Regions from separate parts of the Homo sapiens genome. Here regions 1 and 3 are each linked to region 2. The links are chromatin loops, found by intact Hi-C in ENCODE. Cell type or tissue: OCI-LY7. All regions are shown on one strand. Each heading gives the region's core, and the rest is flanking DNA. Links, peaks and the distances in the headings are about the cores only.

What was found. Peaks named below come from ENCODE experiments on the same cell type or tissue, not always from the same donor. Only the 100,000 strongest peaks of a DNase experiment are listed, where the experiment ranks them.
Region 1: it touches region 2 in a loop (4-fold over the local background); 18 of 110 quality-filtered maps call a loop at or near these places.
Region 3: a loop joins it to region 2, with 4 times the contacts of the local background. A loop is called at or near these places in 2 of 110 quality-filtered maps.

What each region holds. Positions count from the first base shown.
Region 1 is chr15:31,304,612-31,314,844 of GRCh38, forward strand. No RefSeq gene overlaps it. Among named protein-coding and RNA genes, the nearest start is that of KLF13, 17 kb to the right of the region's middle. RefSeq lists enhancers at 1-3,394, 2,162-2,747, 7,589-8,349. In OCI-LY7, for the core only: no CTCF peak of the experiment used is centred there; DNase peaks (open chromatin) are centred at 620, 2,120, 3,110, 3,870 and 1 weaker place; H3K4me3 peaks cover 3,666 bases; H3K27ac peaks cover 4,924 bases.
Region 2 is chr15:31,227,717-31,235,859 of GRCh38, forward strand. LINC03034 (long intergenic non-protein coding RNA 3034) reads right to left here and starts at 3,146. Exons shown (of 4, transcript NR_171016.1): 1 at 2,991-3,146; 2 at 1,556-1,635. In OCI-LY7, for the core only: no CTCF peak of the experiment used is centred there; DNase peaks (open chromatin) are centred at 445, 695, 1,765, 3,255 and 1 weaker place; H3K4me3 peaks cover 4,278 bases; H3K27ac peaks cover 6,043 bases.
Region 3 is chr15:31,450,715-31,461,472 of GRCh38, forward strand. It overlaps the pseudogene LOC400347. Among named protein-coding and RNA genes, the nearest start is that of KLF13, 130 kb to the left of the region's middle. In OCI-LY7, for the core only: CTCF peaks have their summits at 4,928, 5,128 and 7,262; DNase peaks (open chromatin) are centred at 6,667, 7,337, 8,567 and 9,357; H3K4me3 peaks cover 4,736 bases; H3K27ac peaks cover 7,640 bases.

The DNA.
Region 1 (10,233 bases), core at 1-8,000, 77 kb after region 2:
ATGGCTCTTTTTTGGAGAGACAGCCATGATAGAATGACTTTGCAAGCTGGAAGGGCTGGGATGGGGCTGGGGTTGGGGTGGAGGTGGGGGCGAGGGTACTTAGAAAGCAATGAACAGCATCTGGTGGGGACTCACACCTGTGTTCACGCAGTGGGCACCTGTGGGCAGCTTGGCCAAATAGCCCCGAGAGACCAAGCAACTTTCCTGCCCAATGAAATGCAATCTGCTTTCTTCCTTTTCTCTAGTCATTATTTATTCATTTGAAAGATGCTTTTATGATAGAAATTCAGGGCTGCACACAGGCGTCTCTAATGAGGGCATTCGGGAGCAGAGAAGGGGACCAGGCATCCCCGCTGGGCGTGCTGGGAGAGGCTAACAGCCTTCACGCTTTGGAGAGCCCTCAGCCTGCTTCAAAGCTCCTAGCCTTTCTCAATTTCTCCTCCAAGGCATCACAGGGCAGCGGTGTGCGGATCAGATCCTACTTTTACAGGTTAGGTGGCTGAGGCCTCCATTCCCCGGGTTACAGAGACACCTGCCCGGAGGGAGCCCTGCTGGTGGCCTGCATCCTCTCCCTGGGTTCTGGCGCAGCTCACAGTCTGAAAATTACAACTCCCTGTTGTTGCTATGGTGACTGGTTGTGTTATTCTAGCCTACAGAGCTGTGTGCTCCACCTTGCCCAAGATGGTCTGTTTTTGCAGGAGAAAGTCTCTATCTCCAAGTCTCTCTCTGTGTGTGTGTGTGTGTGTGTGTGTGTGTGTGTGTGTGTGTGTGAGAGAGAGAGAGAGAGAGAGAGAGAAGAAAGGAGAGAGAGAGAAATGGGCACACTGCCCTTCCTGCTGCCCCAACCTTTTCCCTGGGCCCAGTGGACCTTCTGTCCCTGCCCAGCAGGCTGCCTGGGTCCCCAAGATACTGGCCCCATTCCTTTCATAGGACACCGACTCTGGGCCACAGGCACTGGCTGTGCAGGGGTCCTTCCTTTGTGTCTCCTTGTGAGGTCAGATCCCTGTGTCAGTGCACAAAGGGCACCCCGTTCTTGTTTCATTTGCAGACTACTCTGTGACATGGATGGACAGACCATCATCTATTTAACCAGGCTCTCTAGATGGACAGTTGGGCTGTTTCCAATCTCTGGTCATCACAAATCTGTGAAAAATAACCTTGAACATATGTCATTTTGCACATGTGGGAATATGTGTAGAATAAACTCCTAGAAGTAGCATTATTGGGAAATTAGTATCTGCATTTCTAAGTTTGGAAATTTTTGCAAATTGCTGTCCGTTGATATCATCCATTGTGAGCCTAGTACATGCTGAACACTGAACTCAACATTTTATCTGGATTATTTTATTTCGTCTCACCGTGGCCCTAAAATGGAGCTTATTCCGATGCTGGTTTTACAGATAAGCACACAGATGCTCAGAAAAACTCAGCAACATGCCAAATAGCCATCTGGGCTGGTGGGGTGGGGTCGGGATGGACCCTGAGTCTCCAGGCCCCTGTCAGGCCCTTTCCTAAGGGCACACAGGCCCAGCCCTGGGGCACCTGCCCCGCCCAGAGGGCCTGGACCCTTGACCTGTTCTCCAAGCCCCATTCAAGCATGCAAGCCTTGTGCACCAGGAGCCCGCAGACTGGCCCTCCTCACACCAGCCAGGCTCTCCTGGAACCAGTCACCGGCCACCCCATTGGGGCCTTGGGATGCACAGTCCTTCTGCCCCTGAGGCTCTCCCCCATGAGATGCTGTCCTCAGCCGGGCTGGCTGGTCCGAACTTGGGAGCTTGGCTTGCTCGGAGGGGTCTCCTCGCTCAGCCCTCTCCCAGCTCCCCAGTCTCCTTCTTCCAGGCCAGCTGCACACTTTGGGGTGATGTCCTCCAGCCTCTGCATCTTTCCTGGTCAGACTGTGAGTTCTGAGCCTCCGGGCCTGCGTCCCAGGCCCAGCATGATGCTCACCAAGCCGGGTGCAGGAGAGGACAATGGGAGAGGCAGGGCAGGCCCAGGGAAGCTAGGAGCCACCGCCTTTCCCGGGAGGGCCCTGGCTTCCTCTGAATCACAAAGTGGTTAGCATGCAGGGGAGTGCGCCGGTCCCCCGCCTGTATTTGCATGACAAAAGCGCCTGCCCAACGGCTCTCGGTGGCTTTGTTGAGAGCTGCAGCCTCGCTCAGGCTGAGCCTTGGGAATTGTTCCCCGACATTGGTTGTTCCTGGGCTCCACAGCTACCCCGGCCGACAAAAGCCACATTGTGGGGCTGACGGCAGCTGCCAGCACCTGCTCCCTGCACCGCGGCTGCCTCGAGGCTCTGCGCCGCGCCTGATGCCTTTGCTAGGACACAGCCAGGGGCAGACCCCGAGGCCCTGGGCATCATCCAGAACACATTGTGAGGGGTGGGGTGGGTGGTGGGGGAAACTTGCCTGGTTCCCAAAGGGCCTGGGGGGATGGCCTGGGGCTGGCCATGGCGAGGTGAGGACTCCAAGGTCACCAGTGTAGGCTGGAAGAGGGAAGAAAACCACAAACCCCAAGCGTGCGGCGCCCACGCTGCAGCATTGCATTATTTGATGCTTCGCTCACAACAGGTGTTTTTCTTACTCTTCAAATGGGGAAACAGGCTCAGAGAGGTTCACTAGCCAGCCCAGTATCACACAGCAGAGCCGAGGTTTGAAGGTCCCGGCCCCTCGGGGCATGCTTCTCACAGCGGTCCCAGAGTTTCCCCTGGCCCTTTCCCCTTTCCCTTCTGAGCTTCTCAGTCCTTTCTCTCTCTCCTCAATGGCCTTGCCACAGCATCCAGCTGCCTTGGCGGCAAGCACAGTGCCCTCCGCCCTCGCTGCGTCCCTGGGGTGCCTGCCGTCAGTGGCCTCCCCTTCCTTGTGGAGCACTTCCCCCTTCCTCACTGGTCCTGGGGCTGTGTCCATTACATACCACTCCCTTGTGTCTTTTATGGATCCACAAACTCCTGTTAGCCCACCGAGCCCTGTGCACCCCTCCTCTTCCCCAGAAGCTCCTCCTGAGCCCTGCTGCCTTCTCTCCATGCATGGTCCTGTGTCCCGGCTGTGAGCACCTGCATTTTGGCACCTGGTACCTAGCCCAGAAGCTCCACCTCAGTGCCTGCATTCAGCCAGCGCTCATGAAACTAAATTAACTTCACGACTGTATTCCAAATGCAAATGTTGTCGCTACTCTGACTTACAGGAGAAAGTCTTAACTAGTGCTTGCCTCTGGCTCACCTGAAGGGGCTAGGGCCGTGCCAGTCACAGATGCGAAGGCCTCCGCACACCCGCAGGCAGCGGCCTTTCCTGAGGCCTTGACAGAGACAGGAACTGTGTAGGAAAAGCTGTGTTGAAGGCCATCCCCTCCAGAGATCAGAGCAGGGAAGGGGGCCATTACCACTGAGTCACCCTGGGGTGGGAAGGCTGTGCAGCAAACCTGCAAACAGCATGAGGAGAGGAGCCCTGAAAGCCACCGCCTGCTCCTGAGGGACACAGCCCACCTGCAGAGACTCTGGGGGAGGCTCCCTCCTTCTTTCTCCCGGGGATCTCCTGCTGGGACTCCCTGAAGTCCAAAACCAACCAGAGGGAGGTCAAAGGAGTCCATGATGCACCCAGTGGACTGGGGTAGAGGTGTGTCCTCTGAGGAGCCAGGAGCACAGCCCCCAGGGGAAAGGTTGGCCCAGCTGGAGGTGACACTATGACTAGGAAACAGGGCTGTGGGAAGGATCAACATGCAGCAGGTGCAGAAGCCAGAGCTCAGGAGGAGAAAGGCCCAGCAGCCTCAACAAGAAAGGGAGGTGTGGGGAAGACCCCAAGGAGAGGCTGCAGGTGGGCCGGGCCAGCAGGAGAGCTGTGGGCGGGACCTCAGTGTCACAGCCCAGGAGGAGCTGAGCCCTTGCCTGGGCCCCACCCTCCCCTGCCTGCACCCCTGCTGCACAACCATTCAGCTTGTGGGGGAAGACAGAGCCAGCTGCAGGCTGTGGGGAGAAGGACCGGTGCTTGCCCTCCTTTTAGGTCCCAGGGACTCCCCCATCGCACCTGCGAGGAAGCTTTTGGGGGTCAGAGCTGCCTTGATCAAGCTTACAGTGAGCTTGAAAACCCTCGGACACACAGGCTAACAATTCTCACCAGGAAAACCCTGGGACATCTCAGAGAGGCAGAAGGGAGTTGTGGAATTAGAAACATTTCATCCTCTGCTCCCCCACTACTGGGAAAGCAAAAACCCACACCTCAGAGCATGCTCATTTGCTACGTATCCAATTAAACCTTAAAGGGCACTTGGAATTTGAATGAGTTCCCCAAATTGTCCCAAGTTATGCAACTGAGTCAGAATTCAGGGTCTGTAATAAGACCCCGGGGGTGGCCCACACTGGATGGGCTGATCCAATGGATGTGCCCAGCCACTCTCCGGTGCCACCTCCCCTACAAGAGCTGCCAGGTCAGAAACTTGCTTCCCCCATCTCCCCCAGTGCTGGCGGGGACAAGCACCCTGTGGCCAGTAAAGTGAAGCAGAAGTCTTCTGGAAAAGCAGCTTCTTCTTACGGAGGGCACAGGTTGCTGGCTTCTACCAGCCTCCCCGGGCTTCTGACTCCAGCTGCAGACCTGGAGCAGTGACAAGTGTCTCTAGAGCAGAAAGCCAACACTTTAAGGATGGTAGAGGAGCCGGGTCCCTGTGGGCACCCCTGAGCCACTTCCCTGGCCCTGGGAAGGCCCACCTGCCAACCTCTTATGATGGGAGACCCCTGTTTGTTTAACTGGCTGTCAACTGATCTAACAGATCAACAGGCTCCAACATAGGTCCCGGGCGTGGCTTTGTGTGGCCCACTGTGTCTCTTGCAGCAGGTTTCCCTCCTGTGCAGGGGGCCTAATTCCTGCATCATGGAGTGTCTTATCAGCTCAGGAGGCTATTACAAAATAGCACAGACTGGGTGGCTTATTTCTCACTGTTCTGGGGCTGGGAAGTCCAAGATCCAGGCGCCAGCAGCGGGCTTTCTCCCTGGCATGGAGATGGCCGTCTTCCTCCTGTTACCGCACATGGTGGAGATGTTCTCTCTCTCTCTTCTCTCTCCTCCCTCTCTTCTTAAAAAGTCACGAATCCAGCTGGGCACGGTGACTCATGCCTGTAATCCCAGCACTTTGGGAGGCTGAGGCAGGTGGATCACCTGAGGTCAGGAGTTCGAGACCAGCCTGGCCAACATGGCGAAACCCCAACTCTACTAAAATCACAAAAATTAGCCGGGTCTGGTGGTGGGCGTCTGCAATTCCAGCTACTCGGGAGGCTGAGGCAGGAGAATTGCTTGAACACAGGAAGTAGAGGTTTCATTGAGCTATGATTGTGCCACTGCACTCCAGCCTGGGTGATAGAGCAAGACTCCATCTCAAAAAAAAAAAAGGTCACTAATGCTATCCTGAAGACTCCGCACTCATGACCTAATCACCTCCCAAAGGCCACCGTCACACTGGGGGTTGGGGCCTCAACACATAAATTTGGGGATGTGGGGACCAAATTCAATCTGTGGGGATGAGACAGGAGCCTGAGAAGCCTGAGTGCTTGGTGTCATGATGGGTGGACAAATGTAGACGATTTCCTAGTAATCACCAATTTCTTCCAGACATAACCCCCTGCCTTCTGGAGAGCACACTGGGGGAAGACGAGGGGTACTCTTTTTTTGTCTTATCTCTAAGAAAGGATGGGAGGGTGACTGGGTGGGGGCAGGGCTACAGATGGCTGTGAGCCTGAGAACAGCCCCATGGCCTAGGGTCGCTGAGAGTGGGGCTGGAGGTCTGTGGTCCTGGAAGCAAACTTCTTAAAGGGCAGGAAAACCAACGGTGCCTTTGTCAGAGCTTAGCTGTATCTTTACAGACAACGGTGGCAGTGAGAGGATGAAATGTTCTGGTCCCTGCAGCTCCCTTCTCCACCCTCACCGGCACTCTCCCAACACACCCCGAAGAGGTGGGTAGGCTCCAGAAAAGCCCTAACATGGGGTATGACCAGGGTGAGAGTGCAGCATTCTGAAGACAGAGATCTCAGTTTGGTTGATAAAGAAGCAATATTTAAGCCAGGCTCAGTGGCTCACGCCTATAATCCCAACACTCTGGGAGGCCAAGGCAGGCAGATCACTGGAGGTCAGGAGTTTGAGAGCAGCCTGGTCAACATGGTGAAACCCCGTCTCTACTAAAAGTACAAAAATCAGCCAGGCGTGGTGGCAGGCGCCTGTAATCCCAGCTCCTCAGAAGACTGAGGTGGGAGAATTGCTTGAACCTGGGAGGCGGAGGTTGCAGTGAGCCAAGATCACGCCACTGCACTCCAGCCTGGGTGACAGAGTAAGACTCCATCTCAAAAAAAAAAAAAAAAAAAAAAAGGAGCTATTTGGATAGAAAAGAGATTAAGAGTCCATTGCAAAAATGTAAATATGGTCTGCATATTATACAATATTCATAGATTAACAATAAAGTTCTTCAGTCCAATACAGGCTCTGCGGCTATCCAAGAGCAAGTCCTCCTTTTTTGCAAATGTGTAGGGCAAAGTGTTGTGATGTCAGCAGCTGACTTTCAAATCATTTCAAAAAATATAGAGATATAGACAGAGAGATGGAAAGAGAAATACAGTGAACATGGCAATCACTGAAGAGCCGGCGAATCAGAGTAAAGCGTGTTCTTTGCACTACTCTTTTGGCTTCTGGTTGATTTATTATTATTATTATTATTTTGAGACAAAGTCTCCCACTGCTGCCCAGGTTGGAGTGCAGTGGTGTGATCTTGGCTCACTGCAACCCCCACCTCCCAGGTTTAAGCGATTCTCCTGCCTCAGCCTCCTAAGTAGCTGGGATTACAGGCGTGTGCCACCACTCCCGGCTAATTTTGGTATTTTTAGTAGAGACCGGGTTTCACCATGTTGGCCAGGCTGGTCTTGAACTCCTGGCCTCGTGATCCACCTGCCTCGGCCTCCCAAAGTGCTGGGATTACAGGCGTGAGCCACTGCGACCAGCTGAAAATTTTTGAAACAGAATGTTGAGGAGAAAAACAGGAGCTGCTAGGCTCTCTGCTGTATCCCCTGACTTTGAAGGCATGTGTCCTGGACAGTCCTGGCATTCTGGGCACTGCCCTCTCACCCTGCTGCAGCCCCGGGTGGTCGTCTCCTGTGGATCAAGTGCCTTGCAGAGCCCTCTTCAGCACCGAGGAGATATTTATGTGGCAGCCCCATGAGAGGCAGGACGATGCTCCCCACTTTAGGATGAGGGCGCCAGGCATTTGGGGCAGTCCAGCCAGGACTCCAGCCCAGCCTCTGCCCTGCACAGCGCACCTTGGGCAGCCCCTGGGGGCCCCAGAAGCTTCTTGGCTGCAGCTGCGTGCTTCTCACCGTGCTCCCCTGACAGACTGGATCTGAGATCTTCCCCGGGGCAGCCCACTCTGCTGACCAGGGTTGCAAGGTGGCCTGCTGGGAGAACCAATGGCAGAGCCACCAGCTGCCCACCAGATCTCCCCCAATGGGTCTGTCCCTGCAGATTCAGAGAGTCAGCAGAGGGTGCTGAAGCTGAGCCATGAGGCTGCTAGGAGAGGAAGCCCTGGGATGCTAAGAGCCAAAGGGGCAAAGCCAGCAGAGAGGGGCAGCTGCAGCATCTGCAAGAGAAAGGATGAGAGCCAGGAGAGGGGGCTGCCCACAGCAGTCACTGCCAGGTGGTCCTCCTGTCTGAGCATCCAGTTGTCCTTCCCCAAGCCTTGTTTCTGCAGGTCCCTCCAGCAGAGCTCCCAAGGCCCCCTGGTGAGCTCTGCTCACTGCATCCTCGCAAGGGGCTGCGTTGGGTCCAGACTTGGCACTGGAGAGGGCCGTATGTGCGAGGGGCAGCCCTGCTGCGGGAAGAGAGGACCTCCTTATTCTCTCTTATTATGTAGCCGGAGGACGCAGCAGGGTGGGTGCAGAAGCTCCTCTGCCCGTGGGGGGCTCCTGGGCCACCGGCAAGGCTCTGGGTCCCGGGCAGTGGGTGGAGGGAGAGCAGAAGGCAGCAAGGGTTCCTCTCTCCCAGTTCGGGGTCTCTTGGAAATCACAGATATCGTGCTGGGCCCTTAGATCCCACGGACCCAAGTGTGGTCTCCTGGCACGCCCAGCTGCCAGGGAGGTTGGCGAGTCAGGGATTTGTATTTTTTTCCCCCTTATCTCTGCTCAGAGGCCCTTGGGAAGATATACCCACGGTGAAGGAAGAGGGCCTAGAAATACCATGATGGAGTCTATATAAGCCAGTTGTGAAAAAAGAACTATGGTGAGCTTATCTTTTAGGATCTGTGGGTTTTTTGCTTTTTTTTTTTTTTTTTTTTTTTTTGAGACGGAGTTTGGCTCTTGTTGCCCAGGCTGGAGTGCAATGGTGTGATAGCTCACTGCAACCTCCGCCTCCCAGGTTCAAGCAATTCTCCTGCCTCAGCCTCCTAAGTAGCTGAGATTACAGGTGCCCACCACCACGCCCAGCTAATTTTTTGTATTTTAAGTAGAGACGGGGTTTCACCATATTGGCCAGGCTGGTCTCGAACTCCTGACCTCAGGTGATCCACCCACCTCAGCCTCCCAAAGCGCTGAGATTACAGGAGTGAGCCACCGTGCTCGGCCAGGATCTGTGTTTATCTGGTAGTAACCTTGGCTTAAATATCAAGAAATATCAAGAAATGTCAGTCCTCCACCCCCCTCAATAAAAGAAGTTCAGTGTTAGGCAGTCCAAGTAAGTTATGGGAGGCTCCATGATGTCACCAGGGACCCAGGCTTCATTCCACTTTCCCTTTGATTTTTAGCATATGATTTCCAGTCTCAGAGTTGCCTCATATTCACAAAATGGCTGCTGGAGTACCAGCTATCACATTTGCATTCCAAACAGCCAGTAACAGGAAGAGGCAAAGGGTACATTTTAGCTACTTGTTCCCATTCTTAAAAAGCTTTTGGCAAGCCTTACCTAACAACTTCTGTTTATATCTCAGTAACCTCCAATTCTTTCAAGGGAGGCTGGGAAATGTTTTTTAGCCAGGTACCTTGCTGCTTAGAATACAGTTACAGAAGGAAGGGAATAACAGATACTGGACAGGTGTGGTGGTTTTGAAAGATGTCTCCAAATGTTTGGAAGTTTCTCCCTTCAAAAGGCAGAGCCAAATTTCCCTCCCTTTGAATCTGGGCCAGACTTAGTAACTCAGAAGAGCCAACTAATAAATAGGGTAAAAGTGATGCTCTGTGATGTCTGAAGCTAGGCCATAAAAAGAACAGCTGTTCCCTCTTGATCACTTGCTCTAGGTCAGGAAAGCCAGCTGCCATGTTATGAGGATGCTCAAGCAGCTCTGTGGAAAAGTCCAAGTGGGAAGGAACTGAGGTTTCCCACTAACAGCCAGTGCTAACTTTCCAGCTGTGTGAGTTACTGTCATGGAAGCAGATTCTCCAACCCCAATCTGGGGCAACAGCAGCCCCAGTCAATGTCATGACTATAATCTCATGAGAGACCCCAAGCCAGCATCCCCCACTGTAGCCACTCCCAAATCCACAGAAACTGCAAACATGGTAGTAAATGTTTATTGTTACTTTAAGCCACTACGTTTTGGGGTATTTGGTTATGCAGCAATAGCTGCCTAACAGTAAACAATTAGCAGTGGCCGTCATAATGTGTAAAAAGAGAAAACTAGTCTGTTGATGGCAGAAAAGAGTGAAGAAATGGTTCTTTCCTGAAGAAAATGAAGGTTATCAGCAATTTTTAACTTATTATGCTTTTAAGTACTTTTCCATTTAAATAATGATACAATAAGGCAGGTACTGAAGCATGGGTCTATGGAGACTGTGTCAGAGGGGCCAGGTCTGAGACAGCCATCATCCCTGTCATCTCCCTGAGGAGGTGACTGGGCCGCAAGGACCCCACGTGGACAGTGGCCAGGTGGAAGAGTGGTGTGGGATGGGCACCCCTCCTCCCTTCAGAGGAAGCTGGCTGTGAGGAGGCAGATAGCTCACCAGCGGGGACCCACCCGGCAGCCGCAAGTACTGGGAAGTCTCAAGTCGGTCCCCAAGTCAAACGTGGTATAGGTCAAATCCCCGTGAAAATGCCTTAGCCCACCCGTCAAGTGCAGACGTCAGACCCAAGGCCAGCAGCACCGGTTGTTCCCCCACAACTGATTTGGGACCTTGATCACATCTGCAAAACCCCTTCACAGAAACACCGAGTATTTGACTAACTGGGAGAAAGAAGGTGAGTACAGACCACAGGCAGGATCCTGGGGCCATCTTAGAATTCTGCCA
Region 2 (8,143 bases), core at 144-8,143:
ACATCACATCCCTAGGTCTGCATTACCATGCAGTCATTAAAAAAGAGGGAGGTGGCCATGTGTGGTGGCTCTCAAGGTGTAATCCCAGCACTTTGGGAGGCTGAGGCAGATGGATCACTTGAAGTCAGGAGTTCGAGACCAGCCTGACCAACATGGTGAAACCCCATCTGTGCTAAAAATACAAAAACTAGCCAGGTGTGGTGGCGGGCACCTGTAATCCTGGCTACTTGGGAGGCTGAGGCAGGAGAATCACTTGAACCCGGAAGGCGGAGTTTATAGTGAGCCAACATCACGCCCCTGCACTCCAGCCTGGATAACTCCGAGTGAAACTTCAGAGTGAAACTCCGTCTAAAAAAAAAAAAAAAAAAAAAGAAGGAGGTATATTTAGGTCTATGAAACACAGCAATCTTCAGAGTATATTGTTTCATGAAAAAGAGGAAGCTAGAGGGTATGTGTATAGATTTATCTCATTTGTTCGAATGAGTGTATGTGTGTGTGCACACAGAAACTCCTGGTAGGATGCATAAAATATGGACGTTAGTGTGTTTTCTCTGGTGCTATGAACTGAATGTTTGTGTACTCCTCCCCCCAAATTCATATGTAGAAATTTTCGGCCCCAGTGCGATGGCATTAGGAGGTGGAACCCTTGGGAGTTTAGGTCAAGAGGATGGAGACCCCAAGCTCTCTTCCTCTTTCCCTGCCACGTGGCCATCTGCAACCTGAAGAGAGCCCTCCCCATGACCTGACCATACTGGCACCTTGATATGGGACTTCCAGCCTCCTGAACTATGAGAAATAAATGCCTGCTATTTATAAGCCACCCAGTCTATAGTCCTTTGTCATAGCAGCCTGAGCTGACTGAGACCGTCAGGTAAGTGGCCTGGGGTCTGGGGTGGTAGCATTCCTATTGTCTCCTTTATTCTGTTGGAATGTTTGACTCCAAGCATAAAGGACATTTTTAGTTCTTTTGTTTTTTTGGGTTTTTTTTTGAGAGGGAGTCTCACTCTGTCACCCACGCTAGGGTGCAATGGTACAATCTCCACTGCAACCTCTGCCTCCTGGGTTCAAGCAATTTTCCTGCCTCAGCCTCCCGAGTAGCCAGGATTACAGGCGCCTGCCACCATGCTCAGCTAATTTTTGAATTTTTTGTAGAGATGGGGTTTCACCAAGTTGGCCAGGCTGGTTTTGAACTCCTGACCTCAGGTGATCCACCCACCTTGGCGTCACAAAGTGCTGGGATTACAGGCGTGAGCCACCATGCCCGGCCATTTTAAGTTTTTTAAAACACTCAAAGCCATGCCTTGGGGAGGCTGCAGTCTGGCTCTGTCCCACCCTTGCCTGCTGCTGGTTGGAAGTGGGACCAGCCCAGCTGCTCCTTGGGTCAGGGTCTACAAGGCCAGCCCTGGAAAGGCAGATCCACAACACAGCCAGTGCAGCACCAGGAAGGGTGCCCTGGGCTGAAGTCTGCATGGGGCAGCAGAGGCAGAGCCTGCCAGACCTGCAGACATTTCTGCAGTTGATTATGTTCTTACTTGTCCCTAAGATGAGCACTTACCTAGGCATAGCTGATGCCCTCTGGTGGGGCCGGGGGGGGGGTGGTGTCCCAAATCTGATGGTGGAGCAGCAGGGGATCCCCTGTGGGTAGAGACCAACAGGCAGGCTCTGTGCCGTGGGCTGGCTGGTGTACCCAGGAGACCTCAGCTCACACCCTCCTGGGAAGGACTGCCGGCCACTTCATAGGTGGAGCACAGAGGTGCTGGCTCCACCCCCTGTGTGTGCGTGGCACTCTGTAGTCACCAGCCTGGCTGTCTGCCTCCTTGTTCCAGGCATGGTCTCAATGGCCTCAGACCCTCCCTCCTGAGCCTGATTAAGAAGCAAAGCACCCTGCAGTAGGGGACACTCTTCTTAGGAGGAGGCGGCAATTCTCACTAATAAGTGCTTTTCTTCTACCACATCATGTACATTAAGTGGTTTTTTTTTTTTGTTTTGCTTTTTTGTTTTTTTGTTTTGTTTTTGTTTTTGTTTTTTTGGATACAGAGTCTTGCTCTGTTGCCCAGGCTGGAGTGCAGCGGTGCAATCTTTGCTCACTGGACCCTCCGTCTCCCGGGTTCAAGCGATTCTCCTGCCTCAGCCTCCTGAGTAGCTGGAACTACAGGTGTGCGCCACCACACCCAGCTAATTTTTGTATATTTAGTAGAGACAGGCAGGGTTTCACCATGTTGGCCAGGCTGGTCTCGAACTCCTGACCTCAAGTGATCTGCCTGCCTCGCCCTCCTAAGTGTATATTTTTCTTTTCTTTTTTTTTTTTTTGAGACGGAGTCTCGCTCTGTCACTAGGCTGGAGTGCAGTGGTGCCATCTCAGCTCACTGCAACCTCTGCCTCCCGGGTTCAAGCGATTCTCCTTTCTCAGCCTCATGAGTAGCTGGGATTACACACGTGCGCCACCAAACCCAGCTAATTTTTGTATTTTTAGTAGAGACGGGGTTTCACCATGTTGCCCAGGATGGTCTAGATCTCTTGACCTTGTGATCCACCCACCTCGGCCTCCCAAAGTGCTGGGATTACAGGCATGAGCCACCGCGCCTGGCCGTGTATATTTTTCTAAATAGACACCTGACCATGCTTAGGTCATCCATCGAAATTCCCTAGCACTTGCTGGCTTCCCTGAATTCAACTGAATTGCGCGTGCCCACTGCTGCTGCATAACCTATGGCGGGCACAGCCATGGGATAAAGTGGGCAGTGTGCACACATTCCCCGCACAGTCTGTGGCCTGGCCAAGCCCCTGGGCATTCGAGGCTCCCGGCAAGGCTTCGTGTCCCGACAGTTTTGGGTAGGGGCACGAGGTGGGTGAGCCCGGATCCCAGCAGCAGGCATGGCTCCCTGGGTTTTCATGTCATCTGTGCCCCCTTCTACCAGGATCCTGCAGCAGCTGAAGGGAGACCCCTCTCCTTTTAAGGGTTAAACCCCCAGTGGCACAGAGCAACTTACCTGCCCTTGCATGGTGAACACTCCCATCTTTATCACATCAGTAATTCTTGCTAAAAGCAGATGTAATTTTGAAGGTGGGTAAAAGTAACTTGAAAAGTTGGTGGGCAGATGGCAGAGAGCCTGCTCATCCTTCTTTCAAACTGTCATCAGCTGCACAGGTCTCAGCTGCCATCTCATACTATTATTATTGCTATTTTGCATGTGTGCACACCTCTTTCTGTGGGTGTGGAGGGAGGGGACTGAGCAAAGCCTCAGGGAGGCCACATACGTTCTCAGCGCCATGCTTGGCTGGTGACTGGTCATGCACCATTGGCAGGGCCTGGAGCACGTGCAAGGAACAGAGTTCCCGGCTCTGCACACTCAACATGTGTGTTTCATACTGTCACCTGGCTGGCTCCTCTTTCTGGGTCTGTGTGAGCAGAACAGAACACACACTGGGGACAGAGCTTGCCCGAGGGGCTGCCCAGGTTATTTCCATCTTGGTGATGATGACACCACCCTGAGCTCATTTCTTCTTCACAGCAATCCCAGGAGATGGGAACCACTGTTATCCCCATTTTCTTGATAGGTAGACTGAGATGTGAGTGAGGGGAACAGATGGGACAAAGCTAGGACCCAAGGACAGGTGAAGGCAAGGAGGGACGATGCTGCTAATAATCAAGGCCATTCATTTGGTCCCACCCAGAAGCCTGGGCAAGTGGAGACAGCTGGCACTACAGAGGCCATGGGGCAGGGGCAGTGGAGGCCAAACCAGGGGGCTTGATCAGCACTCTGTCTGGGAAGCCATTGAGATCCCAGGTTCCTTCCACAGCATGCCTCAGACAAGCCTGGAAGTTTGTTCTTTGGGGAAATTGTAGAAAGGAGGCTCTAGGCTCAGGGGCTGAAGGACAGCAGAAGGCAGGGGTGGGGTTCTGGACTAAAAAGGGGTCGAGGTATAAGAAGAAAGACTTCACCTACACTGAGGAGATCCCCAAGACCCCCTCCCGACTCTACTCCCAGGAAGTTGGCAGCATGACCTACAAGTACCAGGCAGGACATATGTTCCTAGAGAGGAGACCTAAACATGTTTGCAGGTAAGGGTTGCCCAACAAAGAATCTGCTATAGCCACCAGTCTATAACCATCCCCTGCCAGCAAGAAGTCTTCAGTGAGCTCTTCAGGGCTGTGCCCTTGGAGATGAACCAACTGCCCACGGTCACTGAACACAGGAGTGAAGCAGCCAACATGGAGCACAACCAGCAACACATAGGGAAGAGGCACTCAGAGGAAGCAGAGGGAAGGGGCAGAGCAAAGCTCAACATGAAGCCCCTGTCAGTCACATTCTTGGGAGCTGATAGAGGAGATTGCATCCAGGAAACAAGAATGGCATTCTAGGCTGGGTGTGGTGGCTCACACCTGTAATCCCAACACTTTGGGAGGCTGAGGCGGGCAGATCACCAGAGGTCAGGAGTTCGAGACCAGCCTGGCCAACATGGTGAAACCCTGTCTCTACTTAAAATACAAAAATTAGCTGGGCATGGTGGCGCATGCCTGTAGTCCAGCTACTCGGGAGGCTGAGACAGGAGAATCACTTGAACCCAGGAGGTGGAGGTTGCAGTGAGCTGAGATCACGCCACTGCACTCCAAACTGGGCAACAGAGCAAGACCACAGACACACACACACAAAAAAAAGATTGGCATTCTAGGAGAAAGGGATCATCAAAGCACAAGAAAGAGGACATTTAATAAATAAGATAGAAGGTGGAGTCAAGAAAATTGCTAGAAAAAAGACAAAAAGATTGACAATAAGACACCAAAGACAACTAGCATGTCAATCAGATGATTTGGGGTTCCACTAATTAGAGTTACAAAAGGTGAGACCAGATACAAGGGGGAGACATTTTCAAATAAATAATACAAGAAAATTACCAAGTGAAGGATGGGAGCCTCTGAACGGAAAGAGCCTGTTAAGGACCACCATTTTAGAATTCTACACCAAGGCATGTCACCATACAATCTGAAAGCATTCAGGATGAAGAGAAAGCCTCGCAAGCTGGAGGTTGCAGGGGAGAAGAACAATACACACAAAGATTTAAGGATGAAATGTCATTAGACTTCACGATGGCAGCACTGGAAGACAGGTGACAATAGAATAATGCCTTTGAAACTTTGATGGAAAATCATTTTCCACCTAAATTTCTATATCTTTCCAAATTATTTTTCAAGTATAAAATAGTATAACTGCATTTCTAGGCATACAACATCTTTAAAACCTTTGCCTTCTGTGTATCCTTCCTCAGGAGATAGTGGAGGATGCGTCCCACCCAAACAATCAAGTAAACCAAGAGACAGGAGGACCTGGGGTGCAGGAAGCAGGACCTAGCCCAACGGGGAGACCAAGAGAGACCCCAAGGTGGCAGTTTGTAGCAACAGAACAGGAAGTCAGAGGGCCCTGGGAAGAAGGCCTCCAGGGAAGGCGGAACTGCCAGCCTATGGGATGTGTTAGAGTTTGAAGCAGTTGTTGATAGGTGTTTGGCAGAAATATGGAAGTATTTGGGGGAGAGTTAGCCTTAAGGACATTGACAACTAAGTGAATGATAGAAGGAAGCATTTTCCTCTGGGGCAGGCGGCAGGAGTGGATAATGAGAAAGGAACAAGTTCATTGCACACTATTGGGCTCTGCAATTAACACAATTTGATAGTCCTAGTAATGTAAACACTGATTATTAACCCAAAATTATGATCTAAAGATATATTGGGATGATGGGTGGGGGAGGAAAGTGGGAATACAGTGGAAAGCAAGTGTCGAATCACCACTATTGTGGTAGAAAGTCAGCAAATAATGTCAAGATATAATAAATAAAAATAGCCATATTTCCTTATGTTTTCAGAAGCAGATTTAAAGAAGAAAAGTGGTGGCCTCTGGACTCTGGAATGAGAGCGCCAGGGAGAGAATGCTGCATAATTGTTTGGACTGTATACTACATGTGTGCATCACTTTTCTAAAAATACAAAATTAATGAGGAAAGGAAGAGGCAGCCCTGCCAGTTGCTGGCTGCCATTGTGAGCTCTTTGGAGAATGGGATGCGGGTGCAGGACTGAGGGCAGTCAGCATCAGGGGGACCAGGAGACTCTGGGGAGTTTGAGTCTTTAAGAAATGGAAGACGTTTCCATCCAGTGGGCAACTAGAGGCAGACATCCTGGGTGTGAGAAGCCAGCGGGGCTTTTCTCTCTTCTGCAGGAACTCCTGCCAAGCTGTGGCAGTTGCATTTGTTGGTGGGAAATGGCCCGCAGAAGAATCCAGCCCCCAGTGCTGAGGTGCATGGGAGAGACTGTGGTGGGACTAGGAGAGTGATGGTCTCTAGGCAGCTTGGAGAAAGCAAGGGATAGCATGGCTCCTTTGTGGTGGGATTGGAAGGATGGAGGGGAAAGGAGGCTGGGTGAGGGCCTCTGCCTCTCAGGAAACAAGGCTGAGTCAATGTGGTGGGAGCAAGGTCGAGGTTCCATCTCATGCCAGGAGACAGAGCCATGAGTCCCCCGAGTTCAAGGACCAGGTGAGATCCTGGTTCTCGTGGCCCTTCCCTTTCCTCCGCTGGGGTCTGTGCTGGCCCCTGTCAGTGGCCCTTGCTGAGGAAGGGGCAGAAGGGTGGTCTGCAAGGGAGGGAGGAAGTGGGAACCAGAGAGGTGGGAGGCAGAGAAGGGGCTTGACTGCTGGAGGCAGCTTAGGGGGAGGCTGAGCCCCAGCCCCAATTCAGCAGAGCCAGGAGGCAGAGATGTGGGTGGGTGGTGTATTAGTTTTCTATTGCTGCATAACAAATGGCCCCAGAACTTAACAGCTTAAAACAACACACATGTATATATCACATAGTTTCTGAAGGTCAGAGATTTGGGAGCGGCTTAGCTCATTATTCTGAGTGTCGAGGACACGTGTGAGATTATAGTTGAGCTGTTGACTGGGGCAGTGGTCTCTGAAGACTGGACTGGGGTGGAGGAACTGCTTTTATGCATACTTATGTGACTGTGGGCTGGAGGCCTCTGTTCCTCTCCACATGGGCATCTCCAAATGGCTGCTCAGGAGGTGGCTTTTCCTGGAGCAAGTGATCATACAGAGATAGAAACAGAGAGACAGAGAAACACAGACAGAGAACATAACCAAGAGAGAAGCCATGGTGCCTTTCAGAACCCAGCCTTGAAAGCGGCATGTCATCACTTCTGCTGTATTCTCTGGGTCCTAGATGCAGTGTGGGAGGATTCCACGTGAGGCTGTGAAGGCTGGGAAGCGAGATCACTGGGGGTCATGCTGGGGGTCATCTTGAAGGCTGACTGAGCGCAGCTCATCAACTGGGCACCTACTGTGTGAGAGACTCTGAGCTTCAGGCTGCGGCTGTGATAAGGTCTTGAAGAAACACCTGCTCCCAAGGGACTTAGGCTCTCAGTGGAATTCCAGTTCTTCTGTCTGTATCCCTCACTCCAATCAATCTATATCTATCTATATCTATATCTATATATTACTTTTTAAAATTGTTATCTATTTATTTTATTTTTGAGACAGGGTCTCACTCTGTCACCCGGGCTGGAGTGCGGTGGTGCCATCACAGCTCATTGCACCCTTGACCTCCTGGGCTCAAGTGATCCTCCCACCTTAGCCTCCTAAATAGCTGGGACTACAGGCACGTGCCATCACTTATGGCTAATTTTTGTATTTTTGGTAAAGATGGGGTTTCACCATGTTGCCCAGGCCGGTCTCGAACTCCCAAGATCAAGCAATCGGCCCACTTCGGCCTCTCTAAGTGGGATGAGATTATATGTGTGAGCCACCGCACATGGCCTTCAATTCTAATTTTAAGAATAGAATAGTTGGCTCCTATCTGTTTCCCCTTTTCAGTCTTATCACACTTACATGTTCCTTATTAGTCTCGTGCTATCTCTTTGCTGTAAGTTGGGCATATTTTATTAATTCTGTTCGTCAGATGGGAAAACTGAAGTTACAGAGATAGGCCAAGTATCGGCCAAAGGCTTTCAGTGGTGATGAGCCCAAGGATGGGAGGACCGGGAAGAGAGCTAGAGGCTGCAGGTTCCTTAGACGCCCACCTGCAGTGGTGGCTTTCCCATTCCTTCTTACGTTTCACAGATGTCTCTGTTCTAGGCACTGGGGACATGTCATGAACAAAAAAA
Region 3 (10,758 bases), core at 2,614-10,613, 230 kb after region 2:
ATGATGGCAGGTAATTTGATTTTACTCAGTGTATTGATTAAATTATTAATTTGAATTAAAAAAATAACTTCACAGCAACATCTGGACTGATGTTTGACCAAGCAACTGGCCCCTGAGCCAAGTTAACCATCACAGTCATGGTGCCTAATCCTTTTTGTAGTTACTGGATTAGTTCTGCTAGTATTTTATTGATGATTTTTGCATTTATATTCATGGGAGATACTGGTCTGTAGTCAATTTAATGGATTTATATTCCTCTACTTCTTATTTCCTTCTTCCTTGCTTTTGGTTTAATTTTGCCCCTTCCCCGGTTTCTTGAGGTAGAAACTTAGACTACTTATTGGAAACCTTTTCTCTATTATTGAAAATGTGGTATTGAAATCTGTAACTCTCATTGCTGAATTGTCTGTTTCTCCCTTCCTTTCTGTCAGTTTATGCTTCCTCCATGTTGGTGCTCCATTACTGGGTGCATAATTTTTAAATAATTGCTTTATCTTCCTGATAGATTAATCCCTTTATCACTTTTAAATATCTCTTTATCTTGACAAACTTTTTTTGGTTTGAAAGTCTAGCTTGTCAGATGTCTGATGTTAGTATAGCCACTCCAACTTTCTTGCAATTGCTTTATGCATGGTGCATCCTTTTTCTATCCACTTACTTCCATCCCACTGTGTCTTTGGGCCTAGTGCATCTCCTGTAGAGAATACATAGTTAGATCATGTTTTTTTAAATCCAGCCAGATAATCTTTGCCTTTTGATTGTATTATTTAATCCATCCACATTTAATGTTATAGTTAGATTTGCATCTGCTATTTTACTTTTTGGGTGCTATATGTTTTACGTCTTTTCAGTCCTCGATTCCCCTTTATGTTAAATATTTTCTAATGTACCATTTTAACTTCATTAATTTTTTTTCACAATTCTTTTAGTTATTTCCTTAGTGGCTATTCTAAGTCTTACTACATACGTCCTAAATTATTAGCATCAGTTTCATATTTATACTAGCTTAGTTCTAGTGATACATAGAAACGTTACTCTTATATAGCTCTGTTCCTTTTATCCCACTTTTGGTGATATTACTGTTATACATATTACATTATTGTTACAAACCCAGAGACTCTTTAATAATTATTACATTATATACTTTTATGTCTTTTAAAGAAGTTTAGAGAAGAAAGAAGACTGAGTATATATTAATAGCTTCTGTTATATTAACCTTCTTCCTTATTTCTAGTTCTTCTCTTTTGTTCCTGTGGACTCAAGTTACCGTCTGTAGCCATTTCTTTAGCCGAATACAGCTTTGTTGCCACCTACCTCCTTTTTATTGTTATTGGCAAGTATATTGCACTTCTATATGTTATATGTCCAACTATACATTCTATATATGTAACTTTATATAATTGCTTTTAAAATCAGTTAAGAGAACAATGAAAAAAACATGCATTTTATATGTCTTTTGCAATTATACGATGTAATTACGTAATTACCTATACCAGCACTTTTTGGGTTTTTTTTTAGGGTACATTCTAATTACCCTCTGGGGTCACTTTGTTTTAGCCTGAAGAACTTCTTTTAGTATTTCTTGTAAGTGGGGAAGTGAAGTCGGGTAGCAACAAAATCTGTCAGTTTTTGTTTATTTGAGAGTTTATTTTACCTTCATTTATTTTTCGTTTTATTTTTTGTAGAGATGGGGTCTTGCTAAGTTGTGCAGGCTGGTCTCAAACTCCTGGCCTCAAGCCATACTTCCACCTCTGCCTCCCAAGTGCTGGGATTACAGGCATAAGTCACCATGCTCAGCTCATCTTCATGTTTGAAAGATAGTTTTGCTGGATATAGTTTTTTTTTTTCTTTTTGAGCATTTTATTTTATTTTTTATTTTTATTTTATTCATTTTTTTTCAAAGTAAACTTCTGCATTTATTTTAAATCACATCCTCGGTGTGACTGCACCTTTTCTGTCCAGCTGTCAGGTGGCCCAATAATGCCTTGGACTCCGTCCCCTTGTCAGTGCCACTGGCTGTTCCTGACTCTAGTTCCCAGGGGAGCCTCAAACTGGGGCCTAGCCAAGAAAGCTACTGGCTAGCATCACATAGCTTCTCCAGCTCAAATAGCCCAAGGTCGGCATGTCTGCCGACCTCCAGGAATAACCGCGGTCACCGTGCCCAGACGACACATCCTCGTGCTATGGGGAGAAGCCTCTGCTGGGTGACCCACCAGCCAACCCTGGGCCAATTTAATTTAGATAAACGCTCAAAGTCCAAACGGCCACAGGAAACCCCTGATGTAACACCTGTTGTGCCGGCCAGCCGTGTCTCAGGAGCTGACTGCAGACACCTGGTCTGGGTCCCTCAAGCCCAGCAGAGCTTGTTATGTCCCCTAAGACAAAGGAGGAAAATGTGGCTCCCCGAGAGGAAGGTGCTGAGCCCCTCACCCCAGGGTGTCACTGAAGATAAGCGGTGACAGTACCGTTGTTCCTTCTGACAGTTGTTCCTTCTGAACAACTTCAAGCTCTTCTCCCTGCTTGAGGTTCTCAGGCTGAATCCCACTGACCGCTGTCCTATAGTCCGTCACGGGCTCGGTTGGTTTGACTACTTGTCATAAACGCACTTCCCCTACTGGTTCATGATGGATACACGGGCGGCCACGCTCTCCTCCCCTTTAGGACTCACGCCCACCATCTCACAGTCCAAGGCTAAGGCTCTTGTCAGGCCGCCGAAGGCCGGCTCTTCCACGAGTCTGAGGCTGACGCTGCCCTCACTGTGACTCAACTGTTTCCTCGCTATCTTGGCCACCTCTGGACCTATGGCAGCTTCGATATCCGCCGGGTCCACGTCGTCAAACCACATGTCTTCCTCGGTGGGTGGGGCAGGGTCTGCCTCCTTAGCTTTCTGCTTCTTATGCTTGATGTCCCCTCATTCTGGAACAATATCACCATTTGTCCTTTCCTTGGTTCCTTTCTTATTGTGCTCTGCTCCGCCGGCCTTGGTGCGAGGTACTGGCGCCTTCCTGTCCATCTTGGAGCCTGAAGGAACAGAGCCCCTGCTGGCCTCTTGGTCTTTTCCCGCCAGCATTTCCTCTCCCTTCACTTGAGGCGAGATCTCTTTTTTGTTTTGCTGGATAATTTTGGGCTTCTTTTTGGAACCCATCTGAGAGATGACAAAAGGCTTTTCTGGGGCCTGAGATTTTTGTTTCAGCAGCCACTCTTGCAGCACCTTCCAGTTTTGAGAAAAGTCTTCTGGTGCCTTTGGAGGTCGCACCACAGCACCAGGGCCGCTTCCTGGCTTCTTGCTTACTTCCTGCGCCTTGCTTTTCCAAAACCTTTTTTTCTTCTTGTTTTTCTTCCAAGTGAGCGTCTTGACAGGACCCGGCTTAGCCACGGGGCTGCTCGGGGCGCGCTTGGAGGTGGGGACCTTCGCCTTCCCCATCCTGCTGCAGTCCAGCGCCTGGGCCGGCCGCCACCCGAGACCCCGGCCTCCCCGGGCCCGGCGCCCTGGCAGCACAAGCGCCTGCCCAGGCCAGGCCGAAACACACCCGCCGCAGGGACCTATTTTTTATTTTTTTGAGACAGAGCCTCACTCTGTTGCCCAGGCTGGAGTGCAGTGGCACGATGTCAGCTCACTGCAACGTCTGCCTCCTGGGTTCAAGCGATTCTCCTGCCTCAGCCTCCCGAGTAGCTGGGATTACAGGTGTGTGCCACCACACTTGGCTAATTTTTGTATTTTTAGTAGAGATGGGGTTTCACCATGTTGGCCAGGCTGGTCTTGAACTCCCGACCTCAGGTGATCTGCCTGCCTTGGCCTCCCAAAGTGCTGGGATTACAGATGTGAGCCACCATGTCTGGCCTGTTTGAGCATTTTAAATATGTGATTCCAGTGCTTTTTGGCCTTTTTTTTTTTTTTTTTTTTTTTGAGAATGCAGCTGTGAATCTTATGGGAATTCTTTTGTAAGGGACATGTTTTTGTTTTGCTTTGTTTTGTTTTTTTGTTTGCAGGTTTTCAAAATTGTCTACTTGATTTTGGCTTTCAGCTTTTTTTTCCTCCAGCACTTTTACTATTTGAGATATAGTACATTTTACTCTTTGTGGATGTCTGTGGTTATCCTACTTGGAGTTTGTTGAGCTTCCTGGATGTATATTGTTTTTCAATCAACTTAGAAATTTTACAGTCATTATTTATTTGAATATTTTTCCTTCTCTTCTGTCTGCTCTCCTGGTATTCTCATGATGTGTATACTAGTGTGCTTGATGGTGTCTCATATATCTCTGAAGCTCTGTTCACTTTTCATTTATTTTTCTCTCTGTTCTTTGGCTTGCATACTCTCTGATGATCTATCTTCAAGTTAATGAATTCTTTCTTCTGCCAGTTTTAATCTTCTGCCAGTTTAATCCACTAAAAACTCTAGTGAATTTTATTTCCATTATTGTACTTTCCAATTCCAGTATCTTCATTTAAAAAATAATTTCTCTCTCTTTGTTGCTATTTCCTATTTGATGTGATATTGTCATCATGCTTTACTTCTTGAATCATGGCTTTCTTTAGTTCTTTGAACATATTATAATGGCCACTTTAAAGTCTTTGTTAAATCTGACACCTATTTAGCTGCTCTTGTCACAAAAAAGTAGCTATAGGAGATGACAGCTATGTTCATCTGCTACACTATTGTAACCATTTTTCTGTGTATACATATAACATCATGTTGTAAACCTCAAATATAGACAAATAAAATTTATTTTTAAAAATCTGACATCGAGTTACTCTCACAGGAAGTTTCTCTTGCTGTTTTTTTCTGAGGTACAGATGATGCTTTCCTGTTTCTTAGCATGTTTCATTATTTTTTGCTGGGATATTTTAGATAACAGATAATATATTGTAGCATCTCTGGGTGCTTGTCCCCATTTCCCCCAGAGGGCTTGCTATTTACTTGTTTATTTTTTAGTGAAGGGCTGGATTGTTTAAGTGAAACCTACTCCCCTGGTGTTGAACATTTGCTATTGCTTCTTCAGGCAGCTTTGGCTCCACAGTCACAGTGATGGCAGTGGTTTTGGCAGTCCCTCTTTGACTGTCTCTTTCCCTGACCACACCAGCTTTAAGCTCCAGTAATTGCTGGCTGATTGTGGTGTTGTTCTCAACAATGCCCTTGAGATTCAATTGCTCTACAGACGGAGTCAATCAAATACAGGATCCTTTGAAGGAGTGGTTCTGGAGGTTGGTACTGTTGGCCCTCCATATCATTGAGTTCCACAGCCATCATTTAACCAACCGCAGATAGAAAATACTGTTAGTTTGTTTTTTTTTAAAGAAGAAGATGGTTGTGTCCATATTGAACTGCCTTTTTTCTTTGTCATTATTCCCTATGCAATACAGTATAACAAATATTTACCTAGCATGTATATTGCATTAGTATTTACCTTGCATAAGTAATTTAATGATTCAAAGTATATGGGAGGATGTGTGTATTTTATATGCAAATACTAGGCCATTTTATACAAGAGACTTGAGCACTCATGGATTTTGGTATCCTTGGGGAGTCCTGGAACCAATCCTTGTGGATATGAACTGAATTTGATATATGTTCTGACTCCAGATGAACTCCTCAGGTTCTCTGGGAAAAATCTCCAAGCAATGGATATTGAGCTGGGGGTGGGGACAAGGGTGCACTTCTCTCCAGGTGATAGTCCCACCTCAGGAGCTAGGCACTTGATGGATGGAGGTGGGCAGTAGCTTTGGGTTTTTTCAGCTTACCTCTTCTGGTGGGGCCTCACTATTCTCAGCAGCACTGTGCCCAAGGCAGAGCCTTCATGTCACGAGTGGTGGCTGGACATCAGGGAGCCCCCACCTCTCGTCACCCTCACCTAGAACTTAACCTCAGGCAGCTGGAGGCAGGATAAGAAATGCTGACCTGCCTCTCCTGGGAAGATACTGTGGACCTCCAGCTGAGACTCCAGGTACAGGGGAATGTGGCTGCTTCTCCTACATGCAGATGAATGCAGCTGCTTCCCACTCATACTTCTGGAACAGTTGTCCCCATCCACTGCACCTTGCTCCTCAGGCTGGAGGGTCTACAGGGCAATTGGACTCAGCACTGCTTCTGGTCCTCTCAGCTGGTCCTGGATGGGCAAAGCCTAATGGGAATCTCAGTCTTATTCAGATGCCTGAGTCTCCTCAGCCCTCCTCTGCTCCTCCTCCCTATGGTGGTGCTGACTGTGGGCATTCGTCCTGTCTTCGGGGCATGCTGGCGCTGCTCCTCTGGTGCCCCCTGGGGAGTGTGGCCGAGGTCAGAGGCCCTGTGGCTGGTGTCTGGCCAGTTTTGGTGTGGACCCCTCGCTGGGCTCTGCCCACCTCGACTCCCCACGGCTCCAGCAACATCACTCAAACAAACTGTGTTTGCACACATGTGACTCAGTGATTTCTTCTGTAGGATTTTATTCTGCAAATGTGCTCATGATTGAGTAAAGACAATGACAAATGTGTTCACTGAAGCAGTGTTTGTGACAAAAGTCAGGAAACACCCAATGCCCACCAAACAGGATGACTTAAGTATCATCCATTCACACAATGGCATGTGTCTTTCCAGAAAGCAGGATTCTGTGATCAAGATATTTGGACATGTGCACAGCATGCTCCCACATGTACAAAGCACTCACACAAATATCCTCACGCATGCGCATATGGCCTTGGGTGTCTGGAGGGACACGTGGCACATTGCAGGCTGTGGCTCCTCGGGAATGGGTGTCCAAACCCCAGTTCTCTGCATCACTCTCTTTTAACTAAATCAGCATTTCATCCCTTTTAAGCCTGCTTTCACCGTCCTTCTACTATATGTGTTTAAAACCCATTCATGACTTTATAAAAACATCTCTTTGGGAAAAAGTGAGCCTGGGAAGGAAGTGTGGATTAGGAGTTTTGTTTTTTCCTTAAGATGATCTATTTTCTCCCTGGTGTTTGCAAGTTATTTTCATGAGCCATTTGGGAATGTCCTTTTTATTTACTGTGGATTCCAGACAAACCCAGACTCTTGTACTGCACAGCACAGCCCGAAGCAGCCTTGGCCCAAGAAGCCGTCTGGGCTGGAGCTAAGAGTGTGACTCAGCTGGGACCTATTTTTCCCAACCTGCCCTGCCTGCCGCAGGGGCACAGGCAGCTGTAAGTAGAGGTGGAGGTGCCCCAAGACAAAAGGGAGCCCCCCACAGGGTGCCTTCTGGTTACAGAAGGGGTCCGCCAGGATCTCTGCCTGCAGCTGTGCGACACCTGGACTGGCCATTTTCTCCCCCTTAGCTTTTGTGGGCAGAGATTCCAGGTGCAACTGCGGAGGAAGAAAACCAATGGCCTCTTCATGCAAAGCTGCGTCCCACGAGGTGGCCTGGTGAACCATGCAGAGCAGGCCTAGCCGGCTTTAGGACCCTGCAGGCTGGGGTGAAGGGAGTGCGGAGATTTTCTAGGTTAGGGGCCTCAGGGCAGGTCTAGTCCCATTTTGTCAAAGTCCCTCTGATGGCAGCACAGATGAGTGGTGTCACTGACTTTGAAGGGATGGACCTGAGTTGAAGCATATGACAAAATGAGCTCCAGCTAGACCTGGGGCAACCCTGGGGGTCTCCCCCAACTCAGGCTGAAGGGAAGCAGAGATATGCTGCAGCCTCTGCCTTTCTTTCCTGGATTTCTCCTTTCTCCAGGGATCCTGTTTCCTTTGATTGGAAAATGGTATAGAGCCCAAGACCTGGGCGCTGGGTGTTCTCCTGGCCACTGGAGAGTTGTTGCTCTAGCCTCTCTTAGTGGACAGAGCTAGGACACATATGTATGTGTACTCACCCATTTGTATATCATGTTAGTCTATTTGCATTGCCATAAAAGAATACCTGAGGCTGGATAATTTATAAAGAAAAAAGTTCATTTGGCTCATGGTTCTGCAGGCTGTGCAAGAAGCATGGAGCCAGCATCTGTTTCTGGTGAGGATGTCAAGAAGCTTTCAGTCATGGTGGAAGGAAAAGTGGGAGCTGGTGCGTCACATGCCACAGAGGGAGCAAGAGAGAGGGGAGGGGTGTCAGGCTCTTTTCAACAACCACCTCTCGTGTGGACTGACAGCACGAAGTCACTTATTACTGTGAGGAGTCACCAAGCCATTCATGGGAGATCTGCCAACATTGGGGATCACATTGGGATCACATCCAAACCATATCATATCCTGTGCCTTTAGTGATTTCTCTCTGTCCCTCTTTGTCCACTGAACTAAGCCTGGATTCACACTGATATCTCAGACTCAAGGCCAGCCCTACAGGACTCATTCCCGCCCCCACTGTTGATCCATAACCCCCCTTCCACACTCGCCACACTGAGACACTGGCTCTAACCACCCAGCATGCCTTCACTTGTTTGTTCAAGCCCAGTGTACCTGTGTGGAAGCTTCGGAATCATTAGCCTGCTCTCACTTGACATGCATGTGCTGAGTAGAGCATCGCTCCCTTTGTCTGCAGGTGTTTCCAGTAAGAACACCGCTTTCCCAACTTACTTAGGCCAGCTCCTCCTCCCACCCCCTCACGGAGGTCATGTTTGTAATTCAGTGAGTGTCTTGTCACAGTCTGTGTTCCATCCTGGGATTCCCCAACCTACTGGTTGAGGTTTTGTAATTTGCATGCACTAAAAATGAACTCTTTGTAATGTGTACAGTTCTATGGGTTTTGACAAACACAGAGATACTTGTAGCTAGCACTCCAGTAGCAGACAGAGTAGCTCCATTACCCTAAAAATTGTCCTGTGCATCCCCTTTATAATAGCCATCTCCTGATCCTCTGAATCTCATAACCCCTGATGTGTTTTCCATCCTTATAGTTTCATCTTTTGCAGAATGTCATATGAATGGAATCATATGATATATAGCGTTTTGGGTCTGGCTTCTTTCATTTATGCTATTTCATTTAAAAAAAACAGTTTCAGTTTCAGCAGAATTTTTAATTATGTGTTTTATCTTTTTGAAAGTAGTAAGCATAGCTAGTTAAAAATCTCCATGTGATATCCTCACTACTTGGGGCTTGTATGGGTCAATTTCTATTGCCTATTGTTTCTACTAGTTTTCGTTTGTGTTGATTTGTCTTCTTGAATTCTTGGTTCTCTTTCATTTTGAGTTGGATATTAAGTATGCAAAACTTTATAAAAATACTTTGAAGCATAGGATAATGATATTATTGTTATTATTATTATTGTTATTTTTACAGAGACTTGCTTCTGGCAGGTTCATAGCATAAACATTCTCTTTAATCCAGCTCAGAAATTGAGGTCTCCTGAGCCACACTGATGACTGAAGCCAGGCTGTAGCCCTCATGAGGGTTAATTTTCTTGTTTTCTCAGAGAAGGCAATCTTTTGGTATCCCCATGCAAAGGGTGACACCCACCCCAACTAGTCTTTCTTTTTTTTTTTTTTGTTGAGACGGAGTCTTGCTCTGTCGCCCAGACTGGAGTGCAGTGGCGCGATCTTGGCTCACTGCAAGCTCCGCCTCCCGTATTCACGCCATTCTCCTGCCTCAGTCTCCTGAGTAGCTGGGACTACAGGCGCCCGCCACCAGCTGGGACTACAGGCGCCCGCCACCACGCTCAGCTAATTTTTTTTTGTATTTTAATAGAGACGGGGTTTCACCGTGTTAGCCAGGATGGTCTCCATCTCCTGACCTTGTGATCCACCCGCCTCAGGCTCCCAAAGTGCTGGGATTACAGGCATGAGCCACCACACCCAGCCTCTTTTTTTTTTTTTTTTTCTTAAAGATGGAGTCATGCTCTGTCGCCCAGGCTGGAGTGCAGTGGTGCGATCTTGGCTCAGTGCAACCTCCGCCTCCCGGGTTCAAGTGATTCTCCTGTCTCCTGAACAGCTGGGACTACAGGCACCCACCACCATGCCTGGCTAATTTTTATATTTTTAGTAGGGATGGGGTTTCACCATATTGGCCGGGCTGGTCTCGAACTCTTGACCTCAAGTTATCTGCCTGTGTTGGCCTCCCAAAGTGCTGGAATTACAGGCGTGAGTCACTGAGCCTGGCCCCAACTAGTGTTTCTATTCTTGGTGGGCCCTGAATTCTGCTTTTTGTCCCCTTAACCCTACAAAAGATCTTCATGTTTCTTTGTCACTCTTCCAGCATCAGCAGTCACCTCTAGACTTTAAATAGTCCTAAACAAGGTCATTCTTTATAACCTCATTAATCTCATATCTTTAGCAGATGTTTCTCATATTTTGAGCATTTTTTTTAAGTTGTTGGCTGGATTGATGGGTGGACAGATTAGCTGGGTTGATTCAGATGAGTTTATTCATCCCTCCTGGCAGTGGAGATCCCTGTTTCTCTCTCGGGCAAGCCCTTCCACCAGATCATTGGCCCCTGAGCTCATTCTCCACTGCAGGCTTGGGATGTGGACTTGTTCTTCACTCTGGGGCACTGAGACCCATTTCTGAGCGAGATCCTTGAACTGAATCTGAGGAACGTTCTTGAGGTGTTGTGCCAGATCCCTACTGACTCCAGTAGCGATGGCAACATGTCTAAGAGCTGGAGCCAGCGAATGAGACCTAGGGTTTATTGGGGCACTTCCAGTGGTGGCAAACTAGACAGGAAGATTGCTACCATTTGTAAAAAGCAGACAGTTTATGTAGCATTTTCACTTAGCACCCTCCACCTAGCAACCTCTATTTAACCCAGAACAAAGGGCTCCTATCCCCTGTACAGTCTGCATTCCAAGGGATGGGCCAGGGGTTCGGATGTCCTTCATGGATAAGGAGTGAATCTCCA